Regions from separate parts of the Homo sapiens genome. Here region 2 is linked to region 1. The links are chromatin loops, found by intact Hi-C in ENCODE. Cell type or tissue: HepG2. All regions are shown on one strand. Each heading gives the region's core, and the rest is flanking DNA. Links, peaks and the distances in the headings are about the cores only. Region 1 has its middle 140 kb from the start of TNFRSF19. Region 2 holds the start of C1QTNF9B (C1q and TNF related 9B).

Evidence for each region. Peaks named below come from ENCODE experiments on the same cell type or tissue, not always from the same donor. Only the 100,000 strongest peaks of a DNase experiment are listed, where the experiment ranks them.
Region 2: a loop joins it to region 1, with 21 times the contacts of the local background. A loop is called at or near these places in 4 of 110 quality-filtered maps.

What each region holds. Positions count from the first base shown.
Region 1 is chr13:23,710,201-23,719,970 of GRCh38, reverse strand. No RefSeq gene overlaps it. Among named protein-coding and RNA genes, the nearest start is that of TNFRSF19, 140 kb to the right of the region's middle. In HepG2, for the core only: CTCF peaks have their summits at 3,985 (motif pointing left) and 4,678; DNase peaks (open chromatin) are centred at 3,970 and 4,690; H3K4me3 peaks cover 528 bases.
Region 2 is chr13:23,894,070-23,903,839 of GRCh38, reverse strand. It overlaps C1QTNF9B (C1q and TNF related 9B), which reads left to right and starts at 6,338. Exons shown (of 5, transcript NM_001007537.3): 1 at 6,338-6,422; 2 at 6,614-6,718; 3 at 6,834-7,019; 4 at 9,639-9,701. The coding sequence starts at 6,854. RefSeq lists an enhancer at 1-380. In HepG2, for the core only: a CTCF peak has its summit at 4,119 (motif pointing right); a DNase peak (open chromatin) is centred at 4,069; H3K27me3 peaks cover 591 bases.

The DNA of each region.
Region 1 (9,770 bases), core at 825-8,824:
ATCACGGAGCATCACAGTCCCATGTTCAGGGCTGTGCACCACACATTCTTAGGACAGACACTGTGATGCTTAATTGTATGTAGCAACTTCACTGGGCCACAGTGCCCAGATATGTGGACAAACATTATTTATTCTTGGTGTTTCTGTGAGGGTGTTTATAGATGAAAATAACATTAGAATTAGTGGACTTTGAGTAAAACAATGCCCTCCAAATATAGGTGGGCCCTGTCCAATCATGTGAAGGCTTGAATAGAACAAGACCAACCTTCCCAAGCAAGAGGGGATTCTTGAGAATACTGCCTCTTGCCTTTATCTGCACCATCAGCTTCTCCTGGGTGTCCACATGCCTGCCTTCAGACCTGTACCACAGCATTGTCTTTCCCTGGGTTTTCAGCCTGCCAACCAACCCTGCAGATTTTGGACTTGCCAGCCTCCATAATTGCGTGATCCAATTTCTTTTAAATTTTTTTAAGAGATAGAGTGTTGCTATGTTTCCCAGGCTGGAATGCAGTGGCTATTCATAGGTGTGACCATAGCTCACTGCAGCCTCAAACTCCTGGGCTCAAAAATCCACCTCAGCTTCCTGAGTAGCTGTAACTACTACAGGCACACACCATTGTACCCAGCATACGAAATGAAACCTATAATTATACTTTATCCATGTTTATCTCCCCACTAAACTGTGGGCAAATTGAAGTCAGGACTTGTATCCTTTCATCTTTATTTAACTAGTGACTAATATAGTGTCTGTTGTATGATATCCAGCTGGCTGCATCTTCACCAAAGCTTCGTTGATAATTAAGAAGTTCTTGCTAAGTGATCTTTTGAAGTAAGTTTTTTTCCTGCCTCTGGTAGATATGTTTACTTCCTTCCCTCACTCACTGGGGTGACAGGCTTCAAAAGGTAATGTCTGAATGGAAGTACAATTGTTTCTGCATGCTTTTCCAACTGATAGAACATTTCCATTTTGTTAGGAAATTGTAAATTTCTGAATGTACTTAGCACATATGAATCCTCATAATTCTTATTTCCCTTTCTTTTCTTATTAATGTCCACATTACCACTTTTAATTTAGTCTTTATATCTTCAGAGATAGATGAAATACTGTCATATTGAGAAAATTGGAAGGTAAATTGCTTTTCTCTGGCTATACAAGGTAGCTCTGTCAATCTGTCTTCTTCAGGGTTTTTAGAAACATGAACATTTTATTTGTTTACTCTCTTAACTGCAGTGATAGAATGCAAATTTCAACTAGCTTGAGTAAAACAGTGAATTTCTTAGAAGGATACTGTGAGGATGTCTCATAGCACACAAGGACTGCCAACAGCAGTTAGGATGCTTTGCGTGCAAATAAAATAAAGCTTGAAATCAAACAGGTTAAAGCAAGATGAAAATAACCACAATACATTGCTATGCCCCTGTTTTTTTTCAGCTGTTTATTACATGCTGTTTTGTAACCTGCTATTTTGCTTTAAAATCCCATGATTTTCCTCCAATCATAAGTATTTTTCTACATCAGTTTTTATGGCTAGATGGTATTCTGCTCAGTGTTCTTGAAGGTCTTTGGGAGAGTTCAGTAAGTAGCACCCATCTTCCCCACCCAAATCGAGAAATAGCAGGTGGAGAACCAAAATATCACCCTTATTTCTAATGAAGGCAGAATCGGAAGGCATAGCTTGCAGCAAGAGACGAAGTGGGCTTGTGGAATCTGTTCTTTGTTAGACTGTTGAGAAGTGGGATAAACCCACCTAAAGGAAAGCTTAGCCCTGTGGGGCCAGACAGCTCACCAGTCCCCACCTAACACTGGCCTTGGCCAGAGGAATGAAGACAGGGAGCAACTTGTCCAAGCAGAGGACCTTTGACCATCTCCACCCAATGTGTGTGACCTACCAACTGAGGTAAAGCTGGCCCCTGCTCTGGGAAGAAGGAAGGGAAGGGAAAAGAAGCCAGGAGGATTTTGGAAAATCCCACAAAGCAGAGGCAAGAGAAGAGGTTCTTGCTCCCCTGTGCAGTGTGAAGGTCCCAGTACTCAGTTCACCAGGCCTCTATTGCACGTTATGTTAGTTTCCAAACAACATTGAAGCTAAACATCTTTGTAATTAATCTTTGTGTACATTTGTGAAAATTTCCTTAAGATAAATCCCTACAAGTAGAATTTCTGAGCCAAATGATATTAACAGGTTTAAAACTTTTGACTCACTTGGCCATATTTCCCTCTACAAAGTTTTATCAGTTTATATTGCCACAAGTAGTACAGTGTATGAGAACATGTTTTCTTAACACATACCCACTCTGCCTATTCAGTCCTTCCTTTTTGATCTTTGTGAATTTGATGGGCAAAACATCTGTGCCACAGTGTTATTTCAATTTTGAGCAGTCTTAATGGAGGAGTTGTTTTGGGGAACCAAGGTATAGAACATGTGAAAGAAACTATCTGAAGAGACTGAGCAATGTCTTCAAAGGCCTGTAGCCCTGCAGCTGCCCCTAGTACTTTCACTTTTGTGAATAATTTTATTTTCCAACCATGGAAGCATCATCGTGAGGTTGAAAGAGGATCATTCTTGGAAAATACAATTACTTAACAGTTATGTGACCTGGGACAAGTTGAGCCTAAATGTCCTCATCATAAAATGGAACTAAGTAACCCTCATAAGAATGACGTAGTGTATGGACACTGTTTGGCCCAGAGTGGGCAGTGAAAAAATTGTGGCCATTCTGGAATAATCTTATAGTCTCTATGGTGGGGAGATCTGAAAGCCGTTTTCTTTCCCCTTCCCATTTTGTGTATGTATCTGCCTCCACTGATCTGCACAGGGAAGGGAAGTGGTTGGTAACTCTCTGGGCACTCAGGATCTCTACACTTGGTAGTTGCCCAGCAGCCCATCACTGTGTCTTTCACCCCTAGGGCTCACAGTGACATTTTCTGGCCCCATCAGGGTGTGCTGCACACCTGTGTGGAGTCTTTGCCAGGTGAGCTCTCCCCATCCCATCCCTGCCTTCATCAATAAAAGGCTGAGTCAGGGAAAGGGAGTACCCAGCTCTCCTCCCCACCTGTTTGTTTGACTTTGGTTCCCACCTACAACTCGCCCTTGTCTTTAAACACCATAGAAAAGGTCTTGAATTCCCCCTCCAGTGGCCCACGGGTGTCCTGTACTGGCAGCACACACAACACTTCCAGACAGGAGAAGATCTGGCAGTTGTGAATTTTTCTTTTTCATCTTTTCTTTTCCCAGACTTGCTGCTGCTGCCACCACTAGCACTGATGCCAATACAACCACCTCTGCTGTCACCCTCAATGCACTGGCCCACCCTATAAGGCCCCTATCATCTGGCTGCCACAGGCATCCTCTTACCACTACAGTCAAGCTGCAGTCTCTGTCACCACCACCAACTGCAGCAAGGTGAGCCGCAGAGCCATGCCATCTGCAGGCTCCAGCCTCCAGTGTACCACATGTGGCTCCTCCTTCTCCTCTAGCCAGGCATGGAGCAGCTGGGCAGGCAAAGCCAGAAAAACCTAGAACAGGATGGAGGAGGTGGTAGAGTTAGAGCCTCACCTTGTCATGCCCGCCACTGGCCAGTTTCAGTGAAGGCACTCGCACCCTCCCTCCAAAGTCCAGCCTCTCCTTTTGGTCTAAGCGGCCAGGAACTGGGGCCTGGGGTGGGGACTGGAGACATGGCAGTGCCCGGCTCCCCACTCCACAGGAACCCCGGGGGACAGGGGATACCTTCCTCGGAGGGTGGGAGCAGCAGAAACTGAGACCCAGCCAACCCTCTCCACCCAAGTGCCCGTTCCCAATGCCTCAGCCTACAGGGCCCTCTCTCCCCATGGTATCTGCTACTCCGTGCCCAGGGGTCCCAGGTGGTCTCCACAACACAGAGTGAGAGGGCTCAGGCCAGGGAACCACGGTGGTGTGGGGGCCCTGCTGTGTTCAGGATTCCTGAGGAAATGCTGTGCGCCTGCGGAGCTCCACCAGGAGCAGGACGTTGTCGCCCTCTAGAGTCTGGAGTCCAGGAAGAGGAGAACAGCCCCTTCTTTGGAGGCCACCACTATTCGCTGCCACCTCTGCTGCCCACAGCCACCAGCAGTGCAGCCCCTGATAGGGCCCCCGACCCATCCCTGCCACAGGCATTCCAGCACATCGTAGGGCTTCAAACCGTGCCCTCCCTGGCACAGGCAGTGCAGTCCCAGATAGCACCCCCAACTTGCTACCCTCCATGGCCCCGTATAGTGCCCCCAGCCAGCCCTGAGCTGCCTGATAACGAATGCCCCACACCCCTGTCAGTGCCCCCAAACTGCCCCCCCCCACCCCCGCCAGTATTCTAGCCTCGGATAGCTCACCCAACCCAACCCATCACCCTGCCGCCAGCAGTCCACAATAGCGGACATAACCCGCCTCCTGGCTCGGGCAGTGTAGCCTCTGGCAGTGTAACCACCCCCCGCCACCGCCATACCGCAGCTGGCCCCACCGCCTGCAATGCAAACCCGGATAGCACCCCAAACCAGCCCCCCTTACCATGCACAGTGCAGCCATGGGCAGTGCAGCCCTAACAGCACACCCAACCGCAGTCTGCGGTTGCCCCAGAGAGCATACCTACCCTGCAGCAACTTTTCTACCACTCTGGCCGATCTGCAGTTTCCATCACCACCACCTACCACAGTGAGGCGAGCAGCACTGGTGCAGGCTTCAGCCTCCAGAGTGTGGCAGATGGCTCCCTCTTCGTGTTCTCTAAGCCCGGCACAGAGAATGTAGTCCCACAGGCACAGAAGAGCCTGGAATGGCTTGAGGCCTCCTCAGCATACCTTATATACTGAGGTTATGGGAATGTGGTTCCTGGTCTCCAAATTTGGATTGGATGAGAGTAAACCTCTAGACCTACTCTGATTGGACTTTATTTTCATGATCTAATTGGTTGTCCTCAGGCTTGCTCTCATCCAATCAGAACATGTAGTCCAGAAACCTCATTTGCATAACATCTGTATATAAATGATGCTGAAATCAGCCCATTTAAGGCTCTTCTGTGTCTTCCTGACCAGCTGCTCTGTTCCCAGCTTAGAGGACCAGAGGGAGAAGCCACCTGCTACACGCTGGATGCTGCAGCCTGTGCCACTGTGGCTCACATCGCTGTGGTTGGTGGCAGCAACGGAGACTGCAGCCAGCTGGAGTGGTAGGAGGAAGGAAATAGTTTTGGGGTAGATGGAGGAGTAAAGAGGGTGGTGAGTGCCAAAGGGAAAAGTGGATGGCGGGGCGAGCAGAAGAAGGAGTTGCAAAAAGATGGTGGGGAAAAGATGGTGGAAAAAAGTGGGTAGATGGAGGCGGAAAAACAGGGAGACAAACAGGAGGGGGAGAAGGTTTGCAAAGATGGTGGGGAAAAACACTGTGGGAAGAAAAGAAAGGCAGTGGGGAAAAACATTGTGGGTAGATGGAGGGCAAGAAAGAGGGTGGCAAGTGGGAGGAGAAGAGAGGGTGCTGAGAGGGAGGGGGAAGAGAGGGTGGTGAGCAGGAGGGAGAGAAGGTTTTGCAAAAAGATGATATGGAGAAAAGACAGTGGGGAGAAAAGTTTTTGGGTAGATAGAGGGGGAAAAGAGGATGGCAAGCAGGAGAAGAAAAAAGAGGTTGGCAAGCTGGAGGGAGACAAGGTTTTGCAAAAAGATGGTGGGCAGGAAAAGAAAGACCGTGGAGAAAGAAAAGATGGTGAGGAAAAAGTTTTTGGGCAGATGGACAGGGAAAAGAGGGTGACAAGCAGGTTAGGGGAAAGAAGATGGCGAGTGGGAAGTCAGGGTTGGGGGGAGGCTTTGTAAAAAGATGGGAAAAATTGGGTGGGTAGATGGAGAGGAAAAGAGGATGGTGAGCAGGAGTTGGGAGAAGGCTTTGCAAAAAGACAGTGGGGAAATGTTTTTGAATAGATGGAGAAGGGAAAGAGGGTGGCAAGGAGAGGGGGAAAGACGTGGGGAAAACAGTGTTTGGGAAGATGGAGGGGGAAAAGAGGGTGGTGAGAAGCAGGAGTCGGGAGAAGGCTTTGGGAAAAGATGGGGGAAATGTTTTTGGGTAGATGGAGGAGCAAAAGAGGGTGATGAGAGCAGGAGAGAGAAAAACAAGGTTGCCCAGAAGAGTGGGAAATGATGGTGGGGAAAAACGTGGGGAAAAGTTTTTGGGTAGATGGATGGGGAAAAAGTATGGTGAATGGGGGAGTAGAGAAGGCTTTGCAAAAAGACGGTGGGGAAAAAGTTTTGGGGTACATGAAGAAAAAGGCTGATGACAAGGAGAGAACTGAAGGCTGTCAGAAAAAGAAAGTGGGGAAATAATGGTGGGGGACAAAGGTTTTGGGTAGATCTTTTTCTGATTTTTAAATCGGGTTATATGTATTTTTGCTTTTGAGTAGTTTGTGTTCTTTATCTATTGTGTGTATTAACCCCTTGCCTGATGCATAGCTTGCAAATACTTTCTTCCATTCTCTAGATTGTTTCTTCATTCTACTGATTGCTTCCTCTGCTTTGCAGAAGCTTCTAAGTTTAATGCAATTCCATTTGTCTATTTTTGCTTTTGTTGCTTGTGCTTTTGATGTCTATTTAAAAATTCCTTGTCCTAATCAATTTCATGAAGCATTTATCTTATTTTTTATTTTCTAGTAGTCTCATAGTTTCAGGGCCTACACTGAAATTATCTTTATTTTGAGTTGATTTTTGTATATGGTAAGATAACAGTCTAGATTGATTCTTGTACATGTGGGTGTTGGGTTTTCCTAGCACAGTTTATTGAAGAGATTGTCCTTCCCAAATGTGTGTTCCTGGTGCCTTTGTTAAAAATGAGTTGACTGTAAATGTGTGAATTTATTTTTGAGTTCTCTATTCTGTTGTCTGTCTGTCATTTGTCTATGTCTGTCTGTTGCTCCCTCACTCTTTTTTTTTTTTTTTTTTTTTTTTTTTTTTTTTGCAGTACCATGCTGTTTTGGTTACTATACATTTGTAGTATATTTTGAAATCAGGTAGTGTGATGCCTCCAGCTTTTTTCTTTTTATTCAAGATTCTTTTATCTCTCTGAGGTATGTTGCATTTCTGTGTGAATTTTAGGTTTTTTTTCTATTTCTGTGAAGAATGTCTTTTGTAATTTAACATGGGTTGCATTGATCCTGTAGATCACACTGGGTGATATAGGTATTTTAACAATATTCTTCTAGTGCATGAACATGGGATATCTTTCCATTTACTTGTGTCTGCTTTAATATCTTTCATCTATGTTTTATGGTTTTCATTGTGGGATCTTTCACCTTTTTGGTTGTTTGTCCCTAGGTATCATTTTTTTGTAATGAAATAGCTTTCTTGATTTCTTTCATAGGTATTTCACTGTTGGTGCATGGGTGTGCTACTCATTTTTGTATGTTGATATTGTATCTTGCAACTTTACTAAATTTATCTAGTAGGTTTTTTGGTGGAATTTTTAGGGTTCTTTATATATGATCATATCAGCTGCAAACAGAGACAATTTGACTTCCTTTTCTTCCAATTTGGATGCCTTTTATTGCATTTTCCTGTCTAATTGCTGTAGCTAGGACTTCCAGTACTATGATGAATAAAAGTGGCAAAAGTAACCACACTTATTCCGGATCTTAGAGGAAGAGCTTTTAACCTTTCTGCATTGATCATGATGTTAGCTGTGGGTTTATCATATATGGCCTTTATTATGCTGAGATATGTTCCTTCTTGCACATTTTGTTGAGTTTTTATCATAAAGGTATGTTGAATTTTATTGTTTTCATCATCTACTGAAATGATTGTATGTGTTTTTTTTTAAATGGAGTCTCACTTTGTTGCCCAGGCTGGAGTGCAGTGGTGCTATCTTAGCTCATTGCAGCCTCCACCCCCAACCCCACCCCCTCAGGTTCAAGCGATTCTCCTTCCTCAGCCTCCCAAGTAGCTGGGATTACACCGCCATCATGGTGGCCTGGCTTCTTTTTGTGTTTTGGGGATGCAGGGTTTCACCATGTTGGCCAGGCTGGTTTCAAACTCCTGATGTCCAGTGATCCATCCACCTCAGCCTCCCAAAGTGCTGGGATTACAGGTGTGAGCCACCATGCCTGGCCTTCTTTTTTTTTTTTTTTTTTTTTTTTTTTTAAGACAAGGTCTTCCTCTGTAACCTAAACTGGAATAAAGTGGTGAAATCATACCTCACTGAAGCCTCGAATTCCTTGGCTCAACTTTTCCTCCCATCTCAGCCTTCTGAGTAGATAGAACTACATTTGTGAGTCATCAAACCTGGCTAATATTTTATTTTTTTGTTAGAGACAGGTCTTGCTATATTGTCCAGGCTGGTCTCGAACTCCTGGGCCCAAGCAATCCTTCTAGCTCAGCCTCCAAGGTGCCTGGGATTTCAGGCCTAAGCCACCACACCTGACTAGATTTGTTTCACTTTGACGTCTTTGCTAAGTCTATGGCTATAAATAAAATGACTATTCAATTATGACTAATGAGAGGCATGGGGAAAGCCAAGCCAGAGGGGGACTATCAAATTTTGTTTTTTCTATATATATTCAAATTATGATGGTATACATACATTGGAGTATATTTATGCTTTCCTGTAACAGTCTTGTAGGACCCTAAATGACCTGAATTTATCTTCGTAGATTGATTGGGAAAGGAGGAATTATTGAGAGACAGGAAATTGTGAAACAAGAAATTATTCTAATTCTAGCACTAAGATACCCAGAATGGCTTCTCATTACTAAGAATGGTAGAAAAACTCACCCATATTCCCTTCAGTCGAAATGATGCAGTTTTATTGGCATAATCACTACTAAACATCAATAGGTTTTGTAACTTTGGATTTGGCACTATTTTTCCATTCAGTGAGCATTTATTGACTGCTGTGCACCAGGAAAAGTCAGAGCTCTGCCTTTGCTGTGGATGAATGAAAATAACCTCTTTCATGTCTGCACTGTCTGTTAATGTGTATGAATATATGTGTCTGTGTGTGTGTTTCTGTCTTTTTACATGAAAGGGACTGGCAGCTTTAGACCTATTGCTGTTGTGAATCTTCATGAACCTATATTTTGCCTCTCTGCAGTGGACCCATCATTACTAATTTCATCCTTTTGCAACAACTGTTTGCATTTAGATAATTGTCAGCACTTAGCTACCAAGGTTACAGAAAATGTCAAGATTCAGAAGAAGATATACAAATTTTTTTTGTAAGGCCATGAATTAAAGCAGTAACACTTGTCTAGACCATTAAACAAGGAGATACATTTGTATGTAGAAAGTGACTGCCCTTGTGTCATTAGAGTCTCATGAACCTGTGACTATTACATTCATAAAAAAGTGCACTGTCTTAATTCAGTTGGTAGTTCTCATCATGTTTCAGGGATTTTAGTTGTGATGATTGAAATAGTTGCCTTTGGGTAGTTTGTATTCCTGTTTCATCAGAGATTGGCTGAGACTTGTCTTTTCTGTTTACATTTCTCTTGGACTTGTTTCATCTGCTCTTGTTTGCCATGGAAACCTGTCTGTAAATCATATATATACATATATATACACAAATACATGCATATACATATATACACACATGTATATACGTATACACACATATGTATATAGATATATACACATACACACATATGTATATAGATATATACACACATATACACATATATGTATATACATATATACACATATGTATATATACACATGCATGTGTATATATACACACTGCATGTATATACACACATGCATGTATATACACATACGTGTGTGTATATACACATACACGTGTATGTGT
Region 2 (9,770 bases), core at 1,013-9,012, 180 kb before region 1:
TGGGGAGCGCGTGTCCGGTTGGAGGCCCGAGACTGGCCTTCCCTCGCTGGGTCTGCGCCGGCAGGCTGCCTAGGTGGGCCTGTCCCGGAGCTCCCCTGGGGCGGAGGCGCGGGAGGCGGGGAAGGGCCGGGCGGCGGGACAGGTGTCCCCAGCGGGAGGTCGGGAACCCGTCGGGGCCGCCCGCGGTGCAGCGGTTCGAGGCCAGGCGACGCGGGCGGGAGGGAGCTCGGCCAGAACTGCTGAGAGCCCCCAGCCGCGCTGGGACTCAGGGGCTCCCTGCCTTTAGCCACTAAGAGGCGGGGCAGGCTGCGGGGTGCCCGGGAGAAGCCAGATGCCTCTCATTTTACACGGACTAATTGGATCCTGCCGCCCGCCTGGGACCTCGGCATTGTCTTGTCCGCTGCACTGACGGGGAAACTGAGGCACGGTGTGAGTAAGGCGGGGGAGGGAGTCGCCGCCTCCGAGCAGGGGCGCGGCCGGTACCCACCCGCACACCCGGCTCCCGCGTGGCCTCTGCTCCTGCTCGGTGCACCGCGGCATCTGGGGAAACCGGGCTGGGCTCCTCTGTCCTCTAGAAGCTATTCATAAGTTTTAGATAAATGTTACTACTAAACACGAGGAAAGTGAATCCATGATTGGCATAGAACAAATGGTTGCACCGCGTTCTCCGCGTTAGATGGAGTGTGTGATTGTGAGTGAGAGGGGAATGGGCACTGAATCCTTACCTACACAAATGCCTAAACTCGTAAGGCATTACGACACACACATCTGAAAATCTAAGTGATAGGAATTCTAATGGTCTGGGATCCAAATGAGACCCAGCCACTGTTAGCAGCCTTCAGTTTTGTCCTGTTGCCCATAATTACCCCAAGGTCAGGGAGAAGCACTGAAGCAAAGGCATGAACATCACTTTGAAAAAGAAACCTGCCTGGGGCACTCCTTCCTTCAGACTCCCCTTGAAAGTATTCCCTCATTTCATTCAAAAGGAGTTAACTTTTCTAAAGTAAGTGGTGCTGGTAGAAGATGCTACCTGATTTAAGTGTTGCCGTAATTCTTGAAGCTCTTCGAAGACATCTTGGCCTTCCTCTGTTCCCTCCCCTTCCTGCTATTTTGCAGACATATCCACTGGGGAATTGTATGGCAGGAAGGCTGATTTTATTTAGCTGGTCCTTGATTCTTGGTTTGCGCAGTATCTGGGTCCAGCCTGCAGCCCTCGGGTCCAGGTAAGTTCATTAGGAAAAGATTTATTTACATTCAATTTAAGGCATCTAGGTCCTAAAACAGCACTTATATTATCTGTGGGATAATCCTGCTTATTAATTTGCAGAATAGTCAGATGTCTATAGAGTTTTGGGTAGGAAAGGGGTAAGCCGCTTTCAAAATTTATTCTCGAGGAGGCTGAAGAGGAGACAAAGGCAGGTTTTGAAATTCTGCTAGAACACTACCACTGGCTAGGAGGAGAGAGAGAAACCATTAATAAGTCATGAGAATAATGGACCTTTTTAACAGAGCTTTCTAGAGAAGCTTATAGCTTATTTTGCACAAATTTTAATGTGTACTTTTTTTTTTGATCAGGTTCACGTATTCAACTTGTATACATTTTCATATTTATGGCTGTGCTAATTTACAGTGTAGGAGAAAACCATCAATATATGTTGAAGAAGAAATCTATGAAGTGCACAATAGAGAGAGTGCATGAAAGAGAATATATTCGATGAAGGCACCCTAGAGCTATTGGACTCTTAGATCGTCAGATCTGGGAGGGTGTTCATCCTTTCCAGTGCATGCAGGAGGAAGCTGAGGCTCTGAGGTTTGGAAACCCGGGAGATACCACTCAGCTGATTTCTAGCAGGTTTGTATTAAATCTTAGTTTTGGAGAGTTAAGAATCTTGAGGAGTGATAACCCTGGCCGTTGAATTAAGGACATGATGTTCTTGGAGAAAATTAATCAGGAAGGGCACTGGGTGAACATTTATCAAGAGATTCTTTAGCAAAGGACAAATATAGGTAAAGCATAGGGAAATGAGCCAGAAATAAATGAATTAAATAAGAACCTATTTTGGGGGGACTAAAAAACAATAACTTCAAAGTTATTTGCAGTATGTGTCCCTTTGCCCCGACCAAGCCAGTATGTCTGACTCATGCGATCACAGCATTCTGCAGAATGACCTCTAGTCTCTATACATTCATACGATATGAATGTATAGAGATCTTGTCTTGATCTGTCTAAGGCAGTGACTGTTGTTCCTTTTTACATATATTACTGGGAGGGTTTTATGCTCAGTGAGTCCCCAACAGCTGTCACTCTGGCTGACTACAGTAGTCTGCAAGCCTCCTCACTTCTGATGAGCAGCCACACCTTGGGCAGTGCACGCCTTGTATTAGTCAGGATGTGGGCTCAGCTGTGTGTCAAGACCCCAAATAACAGTGGCTTATGCAAGGTAGAAGTCTATTTCTGTTTCATGTGCTCATGTCAAAGATGTGCTGGCAGGACAGGTCTGGCCTGTGGAGTCATCTGAGGCCAGGGATTTTCTGTCCCCAAACTCTGTTGCCCTCCTTCAAGGAGTCCCACATGGTTCACCATGCCATGCTCACCCCCACACAGGAAGCGGGAAAGGGCACCCCCTTACCCTTTAAGGCCGGTCATTGCACACAATTACACGCCTCACTTTTTTTTTGCTCATTCCCATGGCCCGTAATTTAGTTTCACGGTCATATCCAGGCTGCAAGGGAGGCTAGGGAGTGCAGTCTATCGTGGGGGGCTAGGAGCCCAGCCAAAATTTCTATTACTCTGGATGAAGGTGAGAAGGGGTATTGGAGATAACTAGTAACTCCACAAAAGCACTGACAAGGATCAGAGTTGATACCCAGTCACCTTCCCAAGTGATGGTCCACACACATTTGGAACCAGGATAGTATTTCTTGCATGCCTGCATTGATTCATTCAACAAATACTTGACTGAAAATAAGGCACTGAAAATAAGGAAGTAGAAAAATGCAGTCACCATCTTCATAAAGCTCTAACCCAGGTTGGTGCCTACTAAGTGATCACTAGTCTAGGTGTGGTGTACAGAGTAAGTGGGGACTGGGGAGGACAGTAATTCAGATGAGAGAGAGAGTGGGTGATTGCAGGGAAAGATGGGAGACAGAAGAGGCTCCTAGCTCTTTCCAGAAGGCACTCCTGGAAAAAGACCAGACCCAGAATTAAAAAAGTCGAGAGTGTAACTGTAGTTGAACTAATGAAACTGAGAGTCCAACCCATAACTTTGTGAGAGGCACAAATGTAATTTTTTATTTTTCAAAATAACATTAATATAATTTCTTCTATATTCCTTGTGCAAACCCTCAATGTTCTACATTAAAGAAGAGGCTAAATAGGAGGTATAAACTTTCTAAATTTTCTTATGAATAAATAGTGCTGAGCTGGGTGGTGGCCATGTCTCTAATCCTAGCTATTCAGGAGGCTGAGGCAGGAGGACCACTTAAGCCTAGGAGTTCGAGTCTGGCCTGGGCAACATCATGAGACTATATCTCTATAAACAAACAAACAAGCAAACAAATAGAACAGAAATAGTGCCACAACTTACTTTGCTGCGTATTTGGGAGAACGCATATTAGTTAATCAAAATCATTTGCTGAAGGTTGTCTACATGCTGTATAAACAAGCTAGATAGACTCTACCTACATCAAGTATGCAAAGCTAGTGAAAGAATTACAGAAGAGTAACCATTTGCTTCCAGGCTGGCGGCTTCTTCCCTGGAGAGCAAGTTGGAGTTTATCCTAACCTGACACCTTTATGATCTTCTGATCATTTTATTCCTGGAATAGTTGTACTCCACATTTTGAAAGGCTAAAATGAAAATTATAGAACCCTCAACAAAGTTTGGTTGATGGAATTTCGATTTGACTGTTTCCAGCCACTTCTGAGTTTAACAAAGGAGGCTCATGTATATTCTTCATGGAATTTGGCTCCAAGAAAACTCAACTCAATTTCCTGGAATGGAGCGGATTTGTGACTTCAAAGAGAAACATCTGCATTTCCTTTTCTAAAAATACTCCATTTGCATTAGACTGCACCCTGTGACATTTCCACCAGATGGCAATACAGTCTTTGGATGACAGAGAGTCTTGCTGGTTTTCAAAATCTAGAAATATTTGTGTAGGCACTATAAAAAAGCATTTTTTAAATGAAAAGCTCCCATAACTGCCCCGCATTCTAAAGCAACCATCTTTATTTGCACATACTCACTTTGAGTTTTTGTCAATATTCATACAGTCGTTAAGTACATTTATAATGTGCATGGCATTTTAGTCTGCTATCAAAATTCAGCACAACATATATCATTCACATATTTCTACATGACCTTCATGATTATTGCAGCAGTTACATACTATTACACATAGTAAACCTTTCCCCTATTGTTACATAGTATGTAGTATGCACTTTTTCACCTGTTATAGATAATGCTGCAGGTAATGGCACACAATTGGCACACAGTTTTGGAACATTAGGAAGAACTTTAGGGATAGGAATACAGGGTGAAAGACATAGATGTCTTTTGCTCTTTAACTTTTCCAGAAAGATGTGCAGATTTACGTGGCTATCAGCACTGTGAGAGGATCTGGGTTCTGACCAGTTGCACTAGGCCCACGTTTTTGTTTTACTTTAATTTTTTAAATCCTAAAAGTCAGGTGCAGGGGCTTTAGCCTGTAATACTAGCACTTTGGGAGACTGAGGTGGGAGCTCAGGAATTCAAGACCAGCCTGGGCAACAGAGTTAGACCCAGTCTCAAAAAAAAAAAAAAAAAAAAAGAAAGCGAGAAAGAAAACGAAAGGGAGGGAGGGAGGGAAGGAAGGAAGGAAAAAAGAAGAAAAGAAGAGAAGAGAAATTAGGGCCAGTGGCATTGGGTCATGCCTGTAATCCCAGCACTTTGGGAGGCCAAGACGGGCAGATCACCTGAGGTCAGGAGTTTGAGACCAGCCTGGCCAACATGGTGAAACCCCGTCTCTACTAAAAATACAAAAATTAGCCGGGCGTGGTGATGGCGCCTGTAATCCCAGCTACTCGAGAAGCTGAATTGCTTGAACCTGGGAGGCGGAGTTTGCAGTGAGCAGAGATGGCACTCCAGCCTGGGTCACAAGAGTGAAACTACATCTCAAAAAAAAAAAAAAAAAAAATTAGCCGGGTGTGGTGGTGCATGCCTGTAGTCCCAGCTGCTTGGGAGGTTGAGGCAGGAGGATCACTTGAGCTGGGAGGTTGAGACTACAGTGAGCTGTGATTGCATGACTGTACTTCAGCCTTGGTGATGGAGCAAGACCTTGTCTCCAAAAATTATATATATATCCTAAGACATCTCCCATGATGATACATTAATTTCATTCAACAAGTATTTGTTCAATCTGCTGTTCCAAGTTTAATATTGAGTACTGGGAAGGCAATAATGAGGAAATACAGTCAGGCGGGGAGTCAGATTCTTCATCCTACAATTATGTAAACAAGTGTCAAGCCCCTGCCATGACAAGCGCCATGTGGGAGAGTAACAGGGTGCTCCACAGCCCTGAGTGGGAGCGTTGCTGAGTCAGGAGGCCCAGCCATCCACGTTTCATCTTCCTTCCAGGCCTTGCGTTTGCTGCTCCGTTTGGAGCACTGCCCAAGCGTTGTCTTAGCTCCTGCTGCGGGGGAAACTGCATGGATAACCTGGGGTGGGGGCAGTGTCTACAGAGGAAAGGACTTGAAAATGCACTTCTCCCGAACTAGGTGATGTTTTCTGTGTGTGTGGCCCTTCTTCACAGTGGCCTCCTAGAAAAACAAGACCCTGACTCAAAGAATACCTCTCATTACAGTAAGACTGTTTGGAATGCTTTACTTTTTTAAAAATTTAATTTAATTGTTTAATGTGGTAAAAAAAATATATAACATAAAACTAACCAGCTTAACCATCTTAAGGGCACAGTTCAGTGGCATTAAGTACATTCTCTTTGTTGTGCAACCATCACCACCACCCATCTCCAGAACTCTTTTAAAATCTTCCCAAACTCTGTACCCATCAAACAACTCCCATTTCCTTCTCTCTTCACCTCTGGCAACCATCATCCTACTTTTTCTTTATATGAGTTTGACGGCTCTAGGAACCTCTTATAACTGAAGTTATCCAGGTCTGTCTGTTTGTGACTAGCTAGTTTCACTTAGCATAATGTTCTCGAGGTCCATTCATGTAACACATGTCAGAATTTCTTTTCTTTCTAAGGCTGAAGAATATTCCATTGTATGGACCTACCACATTGCATGTATCTGTTTATCCACTGAGGGACCCTTGGGTTGCTATGGAAAATAATGCAACTACGAACATGGACATCTGTTCTAGTCCTTGCTTTCAATTATTTTGTGTAGATGCACAGCAGTGGAATTGCTGGATCAGATGGTAATGCTATGTTTGCTTCACTATTTGTCATGTGCCTTTATGCATATTGTGATAAAATTTGATTTTTACAATAGTCCTGTGAGATAAGTAAGCATTGGTCTGTGGTTAAGAGAAGTGATTTCTTCAAAGTGAAATGATGAACGGAAGAGTATCCTGACCTTAAACTTGGCTTTTTTTTATTGCCCGTTCAGCTTGAAGAGTGGTTCCAATCACAAGTGTTACCTTCCAAGGACAATGTCATCCTGGTAATAACCAGCTTGCTCCCCTGCCCTGAGTCTTCTGCCAAGTCTGTCCAGGTGTGGGTCTGGGGCAGGGGACAGCTCATCCATTTCCCACTGCACAGAACGGAGGCTGTGTCCAGGGCCCCAGCAACAAAGGTTTCTCCTCTGGGTTTCTGTTTCCCTCTTTCAGTTCAGTCTGTCATCTGAACCATGAGGATCTGGTGGCTTCTGCTTGCCATTGAAATCTGCACAGGGAACATAAACTCACAGGACACCTGCAGGCAAGGGCACCCTGGAATCCCTGGGAACCCCGGTCACAATGGTCTGCCTGGAAGAGATGGACGAGACGGAGCGAAGGGTGACAAAGGCGATGCAGGTACTCACCTGACGGCTTCGGCTGCCTTTGAGCTTCTCTCTTCATTACTTTCATCTCATTCACTCATCATCTGTGTGGTTTTCCACCTACCCACTCACAACCCATCCATCCATCCACCCAGCAACATTCACTGGAGCCTGACCCCATTCATCCATCCACCCATCTGCCCAGCAACACTCACGGGGTCTGCTCCATGCCAGACTCTGTGCCAGGTGCTGGTGGAGAGCACAGGGCCAGATCGCCATGACCCCTGCCCTCCTGGGTTCTCTCATCTCTGACACCGCAGGACATTTTCAGTAGTATACAATGTCATGGATCCTCCCACCTCAGGTGACAGGTATGTTGGATTTTTGGCAACACGAGGCCAATAGAGAGATCTGATCATGAATTATTTGGCAGCAAGCACCCAGCTGCAGTGCAGGTGAGAGCTAATACCATATCATGTCATGAAGCAGGAGATGCGGAGTGACAGATGACACATACAGCTGCTGCTTATGAATCTATGACCTAGGCAGGGTCTGGGGATCTGGGGACAGAATCCATCCTCTGGGAGGGAGATTTGCCAAAGCCTGGAAGTCTGAGTGCTTTCCATAACAACAACCAATAGACTTGGTTTCTGAATGGGGTACCATTCTTGAGGCCTGGTCTTGACCATAGGGTCACATATCTAAGACTTATGCAGAATGATTCACTGGGTTAAGAGCACAGTTCAGTGGCATTAGAAAGAAAATATCAAAACTTCTATGGACCTTTTTACAAATAAGTTTGTGTTTCTAACATGTCTCACTTTATGGCATTTGGTGGCCTGATAGTTTTTTGAATGGGCTGGATGAAGCCAAGGGTCACCAGGAAGCAACTTTATTTCTTTCTAACCGGCACATCTGCTCTGTGAGGTGTCTTCTCCTGGCTCCTCACATCTCCAGCTCATTGAGACTGTTCCAGTCCCCCGGTAGCAAATAGCCCAGTCCAAATGAATACTAAAACCTTACCCTTAATGAAATCAGGTCTTCTGCCCTCACACTGTGACCACAGTGGTGTGTGTGTGTGTGTGTGTGTGTGTGTGTATGTCTGTGTCTGTGTGTATTTTATTTCTGAATGTTTAGGATTTTCATTTTTTAAATTTTTGTTATAAAATATTACACATAAAAGGAGATAAATAGGTGATACAAAATACAGAGAACTAAGACAAACACTTCTATATTCAATACCAAATTTCTCTACCTCTTCCGTGTTGAATTTCTCTCCTCTGCTCACCAATGTCCATTCTTTCAAGTTTTACATACTTCTTAGAAGCAAATGTTATATCTATTTTTTCTATGTAATTCATAAGTATTATTTGTAATATATATTCTTTCTTAGAAGGACATTCAATCACATTGCTCACACTAAAAATTTACTTCATTTTTATCTTACCATCTTAAAGTGTATTTTTGTGTATGTTTTATACCAAACATATTTTTCATATACTACCTGTGCATAATGTAGAAACATATAAATGTCTACTGATTGGGGTCTGTGTTCATGCTTTGTGAGTTGTGGTGCGTGATCATGAAAGCTCAGAGGCCACTGCTCTAGAGAATGGGAGAAACGAGAGCCAAGCAGGGGAACAAAAAGAGGGAAGGAGAGGAAGACACAGGGGAGCAGCCAGTAGAGGGGAGGGAAGGGGAGCGCAGGGAGGGGCAAATGTAGGGATAAGCCCCCTCCATTCAGAGGTCCCACGCTGACCAAGGCCCCACTCAGGAGCGCTGGTGTCCCAGGAGAACAGACATCGTGACAGAAATAAGTCTGCCTGTGTCAGTCCTGTCTCAGGACCTGCAAGCCGGCCCAGCCTGCGCCTGTCGCCCCACAGCCACGTCAGTGGGTCTGAAGTATGGGAGTCTCTGCTGCTTTGTGAGAAGCCAGAGTCTGGGGTGAGCTGTGGCCCAATGAGCACTCTACTGCCATAGCCAGAGCCACCTTCAACCCGCTGACGGATAGCACGCCGACCTGGAGCTCAGGGGGGCCTGTTCTGAGCACAAGGACTTGAGTGTAGTCAGCAGAGCCCCACTCACCTGATGTTCTCTGCCAGCTCGATTAGTAGCATTTCCCCCAGTGTAAGGCACTAGAGGGATCCCTCCAGAACTCTCTCTTCTATCTTGGGATAGTGTCACGTAACCATAGTCATCTGTGTTTTCATAGGAGCCTAGTAAATCTTCCATTCCACTCTCCTCAAGAGTAATGGAAGAGAAACAGAGTGAGGAAACCTCCTCGCACCTCCAACATTCAGACCACGTCCCAAGTCCTTGTCGCAGGAGAGGAACACAATCAATTGTGACAGTCAGTCCCCATTGCACACACTCCCTCTTCGTCCTGTCTTGCTGTGCGCTCTAGGCACGTCCTAGAGATGGGCGCTTGGGAAGTCACTCAGTTCATTTCTTAGGTCACTTATCCCACGCAGCTCAGCACCCCAGATGCCCGCTCATGCCTGCCTCTCTCCACCTGCGCTCGTGTGGAGGACAGAGTGCCCGTCAGGGCGGGGGTCACCCCCAGACTCTCCAACACATGGCTGATGGAGACCAATGGCCAGAAAAATCAGAAATGGAATTTCAACTCATGCCTGTTTTCTGCTTTTCCACCTAGGAGAACCAGGATGTCCTGGCAGCCCGGGGAAGGATGGGACGAGTGGAGAGAAGGGAGAACGAGGTTAGTAGTTCCTATTTATGGTGCTCTAATTCTGAGCTGTCGACTATTTAACAATATTACCATGGACAA